2 separate regions of the Homo sapiens genome follow, and region 1 is linked to region 2. A link is an interaction called in ENCODE POLR2A ChIA-PET data of the cell type or tissue named here. Cell type or tissue: Panc1. All regions are shown on one strand.

Region 1 (8,000 bases), 120 kb before region 2:
CATCCTCTGGGGCTCTACAGGGCTGGCTCCTTCCCATCTTGCAGACATTAACCTGGGAGAACAGCCTCATATACACGGTGGAACGGTGTGGACTTAGGAGTCAAGTGGCTCCCACGCCGGCCAACTGCTGGCCTCTCTCTGCCTTAGTTCTCATCAGGAAAGCCACGATAATAACAGTACTAAACCGCTGGGCTGCCGTGAAGATTAAGTGAATTGTTATAAATAAAATCCTTAAAACAGTGCCTGGCACTCAAAAATCATTAATTATTATTATTATTAAGGATCACATTGAGAATACCACAGAAATGATGTTGAATGAATGAAGCTAGAAAAAGGATTTCATATTCAATGATGTCATTTGTGTGAAATTCTAGAGCAGGTCATCTAGCCTGCAGTAATAGAAATTAGACAAGCAGGAGGGCAGAGCTGCAGGAATGCATACCAACAGCAGGAGGGGCCCACGAACTCTCTTGATTGGGATGGCAATTTCTTCTGTGCACATATTTATTGAAATTCATCCATCTATGAACTTTGAAAATGCGCATTTTGTTATATACAAATTATAACTCTATAAGGTGTTTTTTAAAATGTCACCTCCACAGAGGACCTGTCCTTAGTCACTCAATTCAACCCCCTCCAGCTTAGGACTCTCTTCCCACCCATCCATGTCTTCTCAGCGTGGCAGCACGACCCTCACCCCAAAGTGTCCTGTGTATTACCTGCTTCATATCAGAACACACCCACTGAGGGGCACACGTGGGATGCCTCAATTCCCCTTTCTGTCCCTGGCAAGCAGAACAGTGGCTGGCACTAATTAAGTGCTCAGGAAATGTCCATGGATGCATGAAGGAAGAAAGAGAGGGAGGGGAAGAACAACTGCCATGGCACCCCCTTCCTTAACAGCAGCACTGAACATTAATACCAGAAAGGATTGCAGAAGTGATTAGAAAACCCTTTTCATCGACATGGCAAAATGGAGGCAAAGGGAGAATAAGTAATTTTCCCAAGGTCAGAATTACGGTGAAAGCAGGCCTGGAACCCGTATCTACTCGTCTGTTTTACTTATACCAAATATGGCTCGGTTCACACATATACTCTATAAACATTCACAAAATGCCTATAAAATATAAAATTTTAAAAGCACATTATTTTGAAAGCCTAGTTAACTATAAAAACATTATTACAACCAGATCTACTTCATTCGAGCATTAAGTTGTGACTTCCAATGCAAGCGCTAATTTAAACAAATCTTTCTTGAAGAAATTGAAATGAAATGGTAATAAGTTAATGGATGTTCAAGTATTTAAGCATGGACAATTATGAATCAGACTGTTTCTGAGTCACCTGGGATGCTGTTTACTGCCCATACTTCACAATCCAGATCATTACTGGCAAGTTGTCTATTGCAAAGCTGACTGAAGGTTTGAAACATTCATCTATAAACTTTGCATTTCCAGGAAAAAAACATTCAAGAATACTTGTGCTTGCACATTCCTGTCAGGTAGGCTACAGGATGCAATTTGAGCACAAGAACCTGCAATTAAGCACAAGAATGGCACTGTACAGAGTTAAGATTTTGTGTTCTAATCTGATAACTACCAACATAAATAACGTCGTGGAGGAAAGAGAAGTACAGCATGGCATCGATATTCACATTTCATATTTTGAGAAATAAATGGAAATAAAGAAAATATATCTAAACCAAAATAACACAGAACAATTTTATTATCAAATTAGACTGTATTTATATGACAAAGCTAAGCTCATCTTTGATATGCAAAGATAGCAAACTTTGGACTCAGTAAATCAGAAAAATAAATGTATGGGGTTTTCAACTTCTCAGATAAAACCTGTAATTACCTATTCAAATTCTGAATATAACTTATTTTCAATTCTCTCAATATACTGTTCGTCTTTCCAAGATATTTTTTCTGCCTCATCAACAGCGTTTTTCCTTGAGGTTTGTTCTCATTTTTTTTCCCCTTCTGCTGAAGATGTCTGTGGACATTACACGACTTTTCTTCACATTCATTCATCCAGCCATTCCAGCACTGTGTATCTCCTATGCATACCAAGAGGCCAAATGTAGGTAGAAAAACAAAAACATTTTAGGTGGTCAAAACCACCTAAAACTGGCCGGGCACGGTGGTCTGTAATCCCAGCACTTTGGGAGGCAGAGGCGGGTGGATTGCCTGAAGTCAGGAGTTCGAGACCAGCCTGGGCAACATGGTGAAACAAAGTCTCCAATAAAAATACAAAAAAAAATAGCCAGGCATAGTGGCGCACGCCTGTAATCCCAGGTGCTCTGGAGGCTGAAGCACGAAAATCATTTGAGCCCTGGAGTTGGAGGTTGCAGTGAGCTGAGATCATGCCACTTCAACTTCACTCCAGCATGGGAGACAGAGCAAGACTGTCTCCAACTTTCAAAACAGAAAAGAGCTTGATGTATTTGCTAAACTGCAAGAGACTCTGGCCCTGTAGCCCCAGAATGTGGGAAGGAATCTGGATTTTAATCTGTACACAGTGGGAAGTCTTTGGAAGACGTTATTTTTTGTTTTGGAAAAAAAAAGACAATTAAAATCGTGGTAAAATATAATTTAAAAAATAGAGAGAGGGTCTCACTTTACCATCCAGGCTAGACTGCTATAGCGTGATCACAGCTCACTGCAGCTTCAAGCTACTGGGCTCAAGCCATCCTCCTGCTTTGGCCTCCCAGAGCGCTGGGAGTACAGGTGTGAGCCACCATCCGTGGCCTAAGATTAATTATTTTAACCACTTTTAAGTATAGTTAGTGGCATTAAGTGCATTCACACTGTTGTGCGATCATCACCATCATCCATCTTCAGCACATCTTTCCATCTTGTGAAACTCTGTACCCATTAAACATAACTCCCCACTCCCTCCTTCCCCCAAGTCCCTGGCAACCAATGTTCTGCTTTCTGTCTCTATGAATTTGACTACTCTAATTATCTTGTGTGAGTGGAATCATAAGGTATTTAACCTTTTCCACCTATTTTTAATTAAACATAGTATCTGAGATAATTGTAGATTGTCTCTACTTTCAAAACATACCAGCCTCTGACACTTTTCAACCCCTCTATGCAAACCCAGGTTAATCCATGTCTTTTCAAGTTGAAAGCTGGTCTTCTAAATGATGAGAAAGACTAGAGCAATGTATGGAAAAAATAATCAAAAACATAAAAAATTATCAGCCAATAAAGTGGAAAGAATCAGGCTGATCCAGAAGTGAGCATGAGACTGAGTGTCAGGCAGACCCGGGTGTGAACCCTGGCTCTGTGTGTATTGGCTGGGGGCCCTGGGGTAAGTAATTTAACATCCATAATCTTCCATTCTGATAACTATACATAGAGCTAATTATACCTGCCTCAGAAGGCAATTGTGAGGATTAGAGAAGATATGTTTAAAGTAGGTACTCAATAAATAATAGCTCCTGTTAAGATTATTAATAGGATATTCAACTTATTTTTCAAGTTAGAAAACATTAGACTTACTGTTTCCCTTGAAAATGAAAAAAAAAATCATTTAATTATAAGCCTAAAGCCCACATTTTAAAGGCAGATAATGAGGTAATGTTTAAACATGGAGGTGGGGAGAGAAAATGAACTGCTTTCACCACATGACAAAGGTGCACGTATTAGGGAACCAAACTCACACAAGGAGGTTAAAAATAGGTGCAGAAAGGCTGGGTGTGGTGGCTCACGCCTATAATCCCAGCACTCTGGGAGGCCGAGGTGGGTGGATCACAAGGTCAGGAGTTCGAGACCAGCCTGGCCAGCATGGTGAAACCCCATCTCTACTAAAAAGACAAAAATCAGCTGGGCATAGTGGGGTGCGCCTGTAATCTCAGCTACTCAGGAGGCTGAGGTAGGAACATCGCTTGACCTCGGGAGGCAGAGGTTGCAGTGAGCCTAGATTGGGCCACTGCACTCCAGCCTGGGCAACAGAACAAGACTCCATCTCAAAAAATAAAAATAAAAAAAAAATAGGTGCAGAAACTTCACCTGCATTTCAATATGTGGGAAGCACCTTGAGTCAAATGCTCTAGTTTTTAAATGGCATCTCTGTGGGTATATAACAAATATGATGCCATCTGACTTGTGCTACCAATCCCGTGGGTGCGAGGAATGCAGAGATACCCTCCCATCTTCAGTCAAAAACTGTACTTTCTTAGACATGGAAAGCAATATATTGGGTTTTCGCATCTAGATTTTTTAATTTTTAAACAGGTAAACTTTTTATTAGTGCATAATAGATGTACATAGTTTCAGGGTACATGTGATCATTTAATATTCATATAATTTGTAAAGATCAAATCAGTGTACTTGGGATGTGAAAGCTATATGTCTTTGGACGATGTATAAATTTGTGGAGAAAAACACATATCCATACTGATTTATGTAATCTTGCACAGCAGGTACTTAATAGACTTGGGGTGATGATGAGGTGGAAAATACGAAACTAAAGGGCCTTGTAAAAGTGTAAATATCCATAATCAGCCTCATCTCATCTCTTTAAAAAATGGTATACTGCATTATTTTCCTGAGATTAGAGATTTACCAACAGCTTCATGCTTGTAAGCAGACCATTTGTTTGATATTACACCAAGTTAAAGCCCTTCTAGCATCTTTACTTTATTAGCTCACCAGGAATTAAACAGGCTTTAGCATGTATTTGCAAGTTTAAAAAATTTATGAAATTAAGTTCTTTCATTCTATACCCTGTCATACTCGTGAATAAGTGCTGTCTCATGCATATAGTGAGAACACAGGTTAACAGGTAGATTAATACAGACTTATTTGCTGCTAAGTTGAAAGAATTCTTCCACCATGAATTTTGCTGCCACTGACGTTAATTAAAAGCTCCAGTGCTTGAGAGGAAAGCCTAATTCAATCTAACTCCCCCCATCCCTGGTACCAATTCTCCCCCAACATTTATCCTAAGTTTGCCTGGTCATACTGTGGTCAGCACTGGAAACTTCTAGAATATTTATACAAGAATGTATCTTGCCTGCCACCCCCTGCCCCGCCGTTGTTGTTGTTTTTTGTTTTTTTTTTTTTTTTTTTGGAGACAGGGTCTTGCTCTGTCACCCAGGCTGGAGTACAGTGGCACCATCGTAGCTCACTGCAACCTCCAACTTCTGGCCTCAAGCTATCTTCCTACCTCAGCCTCCCAAGTAGCAAATAGCTAGAAATACAGGTTCGTGCCACCACACCCAGCTATTTTTTTTTAATTTTCAGTAGAGATAAGGTTTCAGTATGTTGCCCAGGCTGTTTTTAAACTCCAGATTGCTTTAAACTCAAGCAATCAGCATCCTAAAGTGCCGAGATTACAGGAACAAGCCACCGCAAATGGCCCTTACCTGCCTTTTTAAAGCCTAACAGTCTACTAAGAATGAAAAATTGATCCTTCATTTTTGTTTCATCGAAACTCGAGGCATCTTTTATTATTGGAATCAATATAAAGGTGGATACCTAAGTAACTTGTAATTAAATAAAGAAAAAAGGATAGCAATTATCCCATCTTCTAAGGTAACTGGTATTTTTACTAGAATTTTAAAATATGCTGCATGCATATATATATATATATATATATAAATTTTTGTTCCCAATAACCAAAATAGAAACATTTGTGAAATAAGCTTAAGTGGTGGCTCATGCCTGTAATCCCAGCACTTTGGGAGGCCGAGGCAGGTGGATCATTTGAGGTAAGGACTTCGAGACTAGCCTGGACACATGGTAAAACCTCACCTCTGCTAAAAACACAAAAATTAGCCGGGGATGGTGACACACACCTGCAGTCCCAGCTACTCAGGAGGCTGAGGCAGGAGAATCGCTTGAACCTGGGAGGGAAAGGTTGCAGTGAGCTGAGATCACGCCACTGTACCTCAGCCTGGGTGACAGAGGGACTCTGTCTCAAAATAATAATTATTAATTATAAGTATTATATAATTATTAATAGTAATAATAATAATTATTATTATTTAGGTTCCAGCCAGATCCTGGTCCAGAACTAGAAGACTGGAGACATGGGGCTTAGGGAAAGGATTCCACAGATGCTCAGGTGGGGGTGGGAGAGGAGAATCACCAGGTTTAGGGAAGGAATTCCACAGATGCTCAGGTAGGGGTGGGAGATGAGAATCATGAGGTTTAGGGAAGGGATTCCACAGATGCTCAGGTGGGGATGGGAGAAGAGAATCAGGAGGCTTAGGGAAGGGATTCCACAGATGCTCAGGTGGGGGTGGGAGAGGAGAATCACCAGGTTTAGGGAAGGGACTCCACAGATGCTCAGGTGGGGGTGGAGACAAGAATCACGAGGTTTACGGAAGGAATTCCACAGTTGCTCAGGTGGGAGTGGGAGAGGAGAATCACCAGGTTTAGGGGAAGGATTCCACAGATGCTCAGGTGGGGGTAGGAGACGAGAATCAACAGCTTTAGGGAAGGGATTCCACAGATGCTCAGGTGGGGGTGGGAGACGAGAATCACCAGGTTTAGGGAAAGGATTCCACAGATGCTCAGGTAGGGGTGGGAGATGAGAATCACGAGGTTTAGGGAAAGGATTCCACAGATGTTCAGGTAGATGAGAATCATGAGGTTTAGGGAAGGGATTCCACAGATGCTCAGGTAGGGGTGGGAGACAAGAATCATGAGCCTTCAGGAAGGGATTCCACAGATGCTCAGGTAGGGGTGGAGAGGAGAATCATGAGATTTAGCGAAAGGATTCCACAGATGCTCAGGTAGGGTTGGAGATGAGAATCACAAGGCTTCGGGAAGGGATTCCACAGATGCTCAGGTAGGGGAGAGAGCAGGTGGGTTCCCACAGTGACTTTCACAGTTAGATGTAAAATCTATTTGGCAAATGACCTCACACATATTCTTTTTGAAAAAGCACAACAATAGTATTTGCTCCTGATGAATTTTTATCTGAGTGCAACCACTGGATGGCATAAATATCTGACTTCTGGCCTAAGCTTATAGCATTTCATGATTCTTCTGGAAATGTTCAGCCTTGAAACCTTTATGTTTGGAATATTGTCTTTAAATTAGGTTGTAAAATGTCCAGTTATGAAATATATACCAAGTGTTCTTTTTAATCACTTAAAGCTCCAAGTGAAGAAAACCTGTCGGGCATTAGATAAATATCTTGAATGTGAGATAAGCATTATTTCAAGATGTTCTTGCCTAACTAATCACAAAGCAACTATTCTGCAATAGATGGGTGAACCACTAATTAGATGAAGAGAAATAAAACTGTCATGGTAGGATAAAAGGATAAAGAGAAATAAGCAGTAATTACTGTTTTATCGTCAGAGAAAGCAGTATCAAACATGGCTCAATAAAAGGAGGGGGAAAAAAAACCCCACAGCACTGTAAGTAAATACCAGCACTCATTAAATTAGTACTAGGAGGCAAACCCAACTCAGGGATGACAATGACATCTTAAAAAGTACACTCAGAAAAGAAAAAAATGGACTGCAAAGTTGGGTAAGGCTGCTTTAGTTTTAGGGCATGCAACATTCTGAAGAATAATATTAGACAGTTATTTGCTTAAACTGGTTAAAAATATTCAAGCCAGTCCTCAAATAGCTGTTTATTAAAAATTAGGATAGGACTCCTAGACTAGTTTGCTCTTTTTAAATCATCGGTAACCTTAATTGGTACACTTACTGTGTAGATGGTGCCAGCAAGTGACATTACAATTGTATTTGAAGCTTTAACGTTTGGAGCAACTTACATTCTGTTGCTTGGAATAATCTTGTGCCCTTCTCTAAACCAAGTCACTTGAGGTCTGGGGTAGCTGGTGATGGGCAGCAGGTTTAGAATCGCTGCACGTCCTTGAGAAACTGTTTTCCTCTGGTCCGTATCCATGAAACTTCCCATATCTGCAGAGAAAAAGAAGTGCTTTCAAGTTCTAGAAAACATTTTTGGGGGAGGGAAGGGGTCACAGATGGAAACAGGTAAGTGTTACAGTAAAGTCACTGA
Region 2 (8,000 bases):
AACATAGGTAAGAAAGTGAGAGGCAAGAATCCCACTAAGAAATAACAGAGCCTTCTTTATTTATCAAGACTACTAACTATGTTCCTAATAATGACCTGGAGTTAACATGACAGTTATAGTAGGAAAACACTAGACTTGCAGACAGAAGACTTGGGTCTTAAACCCAGGGTTCCATCACTACTTAGTGTGTGTGAGCTTGAGTGATTCCCATGATACTCTCAGGGCTCAATTTACTCCACCATGAAGAGGAGGCAAAGCTACCAGGTGAGACCTAACGTACCAGGAGTCAGTGACCTCCCATTAAGCAGCCTTCCAGAGCAAAGCGCCAAAGCCAGAACCAAAGTGGGAAGATGTGAATGCCTGATAACAACTAATAAAAAAGACCAACATTAAAGAATACTCTTTCTTCCCTACACCCTCACTCTGAGCCTCCCTGGATCCTGGCTTACCAGAAACAACAATTCCTAACAACTTTGGGTTCACAAGCCACTGGGAATAAAAAGCAAACTCATTAAGGGAGAAAGAAGAGGTACTGGAGGTGGAAAAAACAGTAGTCCTGAGCCAGAAAACAGATCAAATTTTATTGAGTATCCTCTGATTGAAAAGATACAGAAAAGTAAGAAGGTAGAAAGTATGTTCTACAAAAATTTCCATCAACAATAGTTAAATTTATAGGATTTCAGTCCTTGAAGTTTAAGATTCAGTTACCTGGAAAACTAATTTATGATCAGTTACCTGGAAAATTCCATCTTATTCTGGAAAATGACCAGATAAATGGTGTGTTACTGAACCTGCTACTTTAGTACAAATAAATGAATCAAGTTTAAAACAAAAGCCTACTTAATTTCTAGACAGCTTATTTTTACCTGAACCGCAAAGTATTCCTTATGAACTCTTTGTATATTTAAAATATGACTCTGTAACACTTTACATTGTTCAGATAAGCATCATAAATAGTAACCCAAAATCATTCCTTTTCTAAGAATAAACTCTCCCATGTATCACTTTATTGTCATTACCTAGGTGAGGCGACAAAAATAGATAATGGAATCAATAACCTACACTAATGTGGGAGAAAATAGTATGGCTGATAGCAAATAATGAATACATTGTATCACTTATTTTTGACTATCTGAGACATACTTAGGTAGTGGCACAAATTTAATTACTTACACACTATGTTCTAACCAAACTACATTCTCTACTGGGCTGGACTCGGAATATGGCTGGGAAAACTGGGGTCTCAGTGAAAAAGTCCAAAGGACATGGTAGCTAAATTCAATATGCAAAATTTAAGAAAATAAAAAATTTAAATTTTCAAATGCTTATTTTTCAAATGAAGATAATGTCTGTCATATTTCTTACTACTAAATAACCTAAGTCGAAATAAGCGTGAACATTTCAATACAAAACCAAGGGTAAATAAAGGACTTATGTTAAGCATTAGCATAGCGTACAGATAAAGATCAACCCCAAATATGCTCGATGTGATCAAGTAAAAACGTGAACTTATCAAAAGTTCCACACTGAAGATCAACTGCAAACCCTATGTAGTTTGAGGGTGGTATTCTGGTGTGACAATCAGGAACATGTCCAAAATTCAAAGCAGAGTTCATATTAGTCAAATCTTGTTAGACTCTTAAATGAATGATGATTTCTTCACTGGTATATGAAGCAGAGTTATAGTGACAGAATATTCTAATAGCTTAATTCCAAACACAAGCCACATCATTTCCAAATCAATGAAAATTCAACAGACGTTATCAACTATACGATAAAGACTTCTCACTGCAAATCAAATTTTAATGATATTTAGACTTGACCTATGGATACTTGTGGACAATGTTTTTATGCATAGGGAAATAAGTGATTAATTCTTTCAGAAAATATGTTATCACACAAATTGTTTCACAGATGAAATTCAAAGACTCACTAGTAACTTCTCCTGAGGTAAATGAATGCTGATATTCTGTGTTTGCATTTAGCTACCTTGGCCTACATTTTCCTTATTTATGTACATAAGCTAACTTCATATTCACAATAATTCTGAAATATTAATACATAATATATTTCACATGCCTATCTATGTGAAAGTATTTTTAATGTTATCACAAATAAACAACAGAAATGCTATTTACTCCTTCTGTTGTTCATTCTATCAATATATTTTTCTTTTACAAAGCATGAGTGAATTTTTAAGTTCTATCAACTCCTTACATTTTGAGAACCCATTATCAGTAGATGTTTTCTGTAGGTTATTGCACAGGTTAATAACATTACAAAAGACAAATTTTCCTTTAGTAATTTGGGAAGCCCTAAAATTTTAATAATCATTTAGCCACCATGAAACACATAAAATCCATAAACTTTCATTGAAAATGTTTATGCGGGGGGTGGGAGGAACATCTGTGAAGGATACCACAGATGATATTCTTGCATCAGAAATATCTAATTCCTACTCTCAGGCAAGTTGAAATGGGTCGTTTCTAAGGCTCTATGGTTTATTGTATCTTTATTTTAAAATGTGTGCAAATAAACTCACTGCTATTTTGAGCTAATATAATGGGTCCTTTTTATGTATGACTAGTGTGGATATAAATTGGTGCTAGGTTTAGGGACATAATTTGATTATACTTTTTGAGAGTCTTTAAAATTTCTTGTTCTTTGATCTAGTTACTACATTCTTAGAACTCTATTCTAAGGAATACTCTTAAATACAGACTTGTATCCACAAAGGTACTTATCACATAATAGTAAGAGTTCAGGCCTGTCCCTCTCTGCCACGTCCCCTAACCAGAGTCTGTCAGTGTTTTCTCGTACCCAGACTCAGGCTGGGATGTCGTCAGGAATACAATTTTGTCAGCAAGGATGCGGTGCCCATCTCAGTATTTCTCCTTGGGAGGCACGTGATGTGAGCATAGCCCACCCCTCGACCACCTGGTCACCAGCTCTCCCTCTGTAATTAATACATGTTTTGGGGGAGATATCTCAAGACTACATCAATATTCTGTTTCTCATCAAACATCCTCACACCAACGTTAGTGTCTATTAATAACTACCACTTGAACCAACCACCACCACAGTGGTTGCCAAATGGTGATTTTTTTCACTCCATTACTCCTTCCTTCCTCAGCCATTCTACCGTAAACAACAACAACAACAACAACAACAAACTTTGCTTCTCTCCCATTTATTTAATGTATATCCATCGCCATCATTTACTCTCTTGCTCAAATTGTCCAAAATTTGGCCAGTGAGAGTCCCTTCAAGCTGGGACCTGTAACTTGAAAGGCTCCCATCATTCTGAGTGTTTCCTTACTTTCTAGCACAGATAGTTTTCCAAGGTCATTTTGTACTTATCCTGGAATTAACTATTCCTTCAAGGAGCCTTGGTTCCCTTCCCTTTTAGTAGAGGATGGAATTTACAAACCAGAATCTAGGCAGTTGGCAAACTCACTGCTGATAAGTGATTGACTGCTCCTAGGCCTTCTGGGTGTGTATATGAGTGTGTCTCTATATTATCACCTATATATACATGTTTCCAAAACCATGTGTTTACATTAATACTTCCAATTCTAGTCTAACACCTCAAGGTTCTTTTTAATCTTTCCCCTTTCCACATTTATAAATCCCTTATCTGTTGATGATAAACCTAGTTCCCTTTACCCTCAATATATTTACTTATTTGTTCAATCCCCTGCATGTAAACAACTTACCACTCATGCTAGCTACCTCCCTGGCTCAGTCCCAGTGCCCCTTTAAACCCTGGCCTGATTGCTCCTTCTTCAGCCCCTGTAGCTGGTAATACCTCAAAAGCAAGGGGAGAGAAGGAGATCAGGAAGAGCCCATAAAAAGCCCAAATGGGGCTCATTTTCAGCCCCAAACCTACCTCTCTCTCTGAGTCTTCCACTTTTTCATAAATAGCACAATTCACCCCATTGCTCAGGGCAAAATGTAGGTTCACCTCTTTCCCTCATTCTGCAGATCTAATCCATTATCAAGTCCTGTGTATTACGCCTTCAAAATAAAACCCAAGCCCTGCCACTTCTCACCATTTTCAGGGTGATCCTACAATCCAAGCTGCCTTCATCACTTACAAAGATTGTTATGAGAATCTCCTACGTGATCTCTCTTGCAATCCTATGGTTGATTCTCCAGACAGCAAGGAGAGTAATCTTTTTGTAAATAAATGCAAACACGCTTACAGCCCAACCCTACTCAAAATCCTCCATGGCCTTCTCTTATGCCTAAAAGAAAATCAATAAAATCTAAGCACTTTCTCACACCTTAGGATCCTGGATCACTTCTGCTACCTTTCCAGGCTCACCTCCCACCACTCACCCCCTAGCTGACACCCAGCCTCACCTCCCACCACTCAACCCCCAGCTGACGATCATCCAACCTTACCTCCTACCATTCACCCCCTAGCTGGCTATGATCCAACCTCACCTCCTACCACTCACCCCCTAGCTGAATATCATCCAACATTACCTCCCACCACCCACCCCCTAGCTAACTGACACCCAGCCTCACCTCCCACCACTCACCCCCTAGCTGACTGTCATCCAACCTTACCTCCTACCATTCACCCCGTAGCTGGCTATGATCCAACCTTACCTCCTACCCTTCACCCCCTAGCTGGCTATGATCCAACCTCACCTCCCACCACTCAACCCCTAGCTGACTATCATCCAACATTACTTCCCACCACTCAACCCCTAGCTAACTGACACCCAGCCTCACCTCCCACCACTCACCCGCTAGCTATCATCCAACTTTACCTCCTACCATTCACCCCCTAGCTGGCCATGATCCAACCTTACCTCCTACCATTCACTCTCTAGCTGACTATCATCCAGCCTCACCTCCCACCACTCACCCCCTAGCTGACTATCATCCAACCTTACCTCCTAACATTCACCCTCTAGCTGGCTATGATCCAACCTCACCTACCACTACTCACCCCCTAGCTATCATCCAACCTTACCTCCTACCACTCACCCCCTAGTTGGCTATCATCCAGCCTCACCTCCCACCACTCACCTGCTAACCGGCTATCCCTCCAACCTCACCTCCCACCACTCACCCCCTAGCTGACTATCATCCAACCTCATCTCCTACCACTCACCCTCTAACTGGCTATGATCCAGCCTCAACTCCTACCACTCACCCACTAGCCAACTATCATCCAGGCACTCTGACCTTCTTGCTGGCCCTGAGACACTCCAGCCTCAGGGCCTCTTGACTTGCTGCTCCCTTCCCTAAACTGCCCTTCATGGCATCATATCAATCAGGTCTCTGCTTGAAAGTCACTTCCCCCAAAAGGCCTTCCATGACCACAGCACATGCCTTCATCTCCACGTTCACATCGCGCTTCGTGTTCTTCACAGTACTCAACACTCTGCAGCTCTATCAAGTGTCTTTCTTACTTGCTGTCTCTCTCCCACACTAGAATGTAATTTGTATATGGCATCTTATTTACCATAGCATTCCCATTGCTTACAACAATGCCTCAGACGTTGTGGACATTTGGAAAATATTTGCTATGCTGACACATTAAAAGAAATGTGTATATAAAACATTTTATAAAAGAGAAATATAATTATCAGAAGATATGTGCTCACTATAAATGCCAAAATAGCAGGGCTGGTGACCACTAGCACTATCAAGAGCAGACCAAACCAGAAATGCATCATTAATAATAGAACTTATATAATTATATCACACTGAAGCTGAAGGTAGATTTATAGCAAGTTAACTGACAACCTCCTGTCTGAACATTATAAAAGGTAAGCAGAGAGTGTCTCAAGGAAAAAGCCTTTCTCAGCTGCCCAAATGACAAATATCTTCATAATATAAAGCTAAATCTGGAAGATATATATAAGATTCAAAAATGCATACTCTAGTGGTTTGTATATGCATCAGGAATGAAAACCAACCAAATAAAAGACCATCCATGGCTCTTCGCAGCTGTGAAAAAAGAAAAAGAAACAGAACAGATACACAAATGAGACAGATTGATGGCATGAAGAAAAACTTGACAAAAATAAATGGGACTGCAGGAAACAATCATGATGGTGAAAAAGAGAAATGAAAGTAACCACTTCATCCAGCGTTCCCAAGCAAAGTGATGGAGAAAAAACATAACTAAAAATAGAATTCCACCAAACTATCTGCAATGAAAAAAATTCAGAGACACACTCACACATAAGATATATACTCAGATTACTTTATACATGGAAACTATATGTTATAGAAAGGGAGCTGACACAATTCCAATCTAAAACCAATGATTATTAAATGGAAGTTATAATATATCATAGACAAAGAACTGACTTCAAAAATTATCTCCAATATGTGAAAAATATTGCCAGATTACAATAAAATAGGTATCCTAATTAAAAAATCCATGGTAAATTATATGTAAAACTGGACAGTAAAAAGATATCCTATAAAGGTCACAGTGTGATTTTTTTTTTTCTTTTTTTGCGACGGAGTCTCGCTCTGTCTCCCAGGCTGGAGTTCAGTGATGCGATCTCGGCTCACAGCAACCTCCACCTCCTGGGTTCAAGCAATTCTCCTGCCTCAGCTCCTGAATAGCTGGGATTACCGGCATGCACCATCACACCCCGCTAATTTTGTATTTTTAGTAGAGACAGGGTTTCTGCATGTTGGTTAGGCTGGTCTCAAACTCCCGACCTCAGGTGATTCCACCTGCCTCAGCCTCCCAAAGTGCTAAGATTACAGGTGTGAGCCACGGCGCCTGGCCCACAATGTGAATTACCTGAGAGTAGAGCTATATTATCTCAATCTCTATTCCTATCCAAATTTTAAGTGCTTGGTAAAATGTGAATGATATTTAAGTAACAAAATTAAATAAGACAAATTATTACACTAAAATTGATATTTTTTTATTTCTCAAAGAAGAGGGAGTTAGAGAATTCCAGGAAGAAGAAATATTTTACAATGGAGACAGGAAATAATAGGGCATTTGGGAGAAGTCATTTGGAAAATCAACTCTAAATTTGGCTTGCAAGTTGATATCACCTGCCAAATTAATCCCTTCATTAGAAATGGGGCTCTAAGAGAAAAAAAAGACCTGACAGGAATTAACCCGACCTAATGCTAGAGTACAGGCCTTTGCAATCAGAAGGATGTTGTACACACAGCACCTACCAAAAACACTTTCCAGGTTGGTGGTGCTGGGAGATGCCGAGTTCAGTTCAGCCACCTTAACCAACCACACTCACAGACTACTTGGGGAGTAAATGTACTATGCCATCAACCTCCCAGACACAAGAAAAGGGAGACACTGAGTCAAACAACCCCAGGAGCAAGGAGGATTTTCCGTAGGTGCAAGTGAGAAAACTACCCCATCTGTGTCTGCTGATAAACAGGCAGAAAATGAGCTGACACTCCCCAAACCCAGTCCTGGTGACTTAAATTCATGGAGAGAGGCCCATCATCACGTACAGGCATACAGTCATCCCTTGGGATCCACGGGCATTGGTTCCAGGGCCCACCAAGAATACCCAAAACCTCAGATGCTCAAGTCCCAGATAGGAAATGGCATAGTATTTACAAATAACCCATGCACATCCTCCTGTACACTTCCAATCATCACTGGGTTACTTATAGTACCTAATACAGTGTAAATGCTACGTAAATAGTTATATTTTTTTACTTGTATTATTTCTATTGTTGTATTGGTTTTTTTCCACCTATTTCTGATCCACAATTGGTTGAATCTGTGCATGTGGAACCTGAGACATGGGGAGGTCAATTGTAATCCCACTCTCTTACAGCATGATCTTCATTTCTGCTGGGATTACAGATGTGACTCACTGCACCCAGTACATTCCCACAGTTTTTAAACCTTTTGTTAGATTGATGACCCTCCAATTTTTTTTCTAATCTGGACCTCTACAGAGTATAACTCCAGATTTGTACATCGAAATGCCTGTGCAACAGTTCCTTCTGGCTACCTAACAGACTTCTCA

The links. ChIA-PET counts read pairs that join two places held together with the same protein. Peaks named below come from ENCODE experiments on the same cell type or tissue, not always from the same donor. Only the 100,000 strongest peaks of a DNase experiment are listed, where the experiment ranks them.
Region 1: POLR2A ChIA-PET joins it to region 2 with 10 read pairs; 1 of 35 experiments calls an interaction of 5 or more read pairs at or near these places.

Annotation. Positions count from the first base shown.
Region 1 is chr7:3,641,858-3,649,857 of GRCh38, reverse strand. SDK1 (sidekick cell adhesion molecule 1) reads right to left here. Exons shown (of 45, transcript NM_152744.4): 4 at 7,753-7,900. Among named protein-coding and RNA genes, the nearest start is that of SDK1-AS1, 290 kb to the right of the region's middle. In Panc1, a CTCF peak has its summit at 449; no DNase peak of the experiment used is centred here; H3K27ac peaks cover 1,088 bases.
Region 2 is chr7:3,524,721-3,532,720 of GRCh38, reverse strand. The region is part of intron 1 of SDK1 (sidekick cell adhesion molecule 1); the gene reads right to left. Among named protein-coding and RNA genes, the nearest start is that of SDK1-AS1, 180 kb to the right of the region's middle. In Panc1, no CTCF peak of the experiment used is centred here; no DNase peak of the experiment used is centred here; H3K27ac peaks cover 2,597 bases.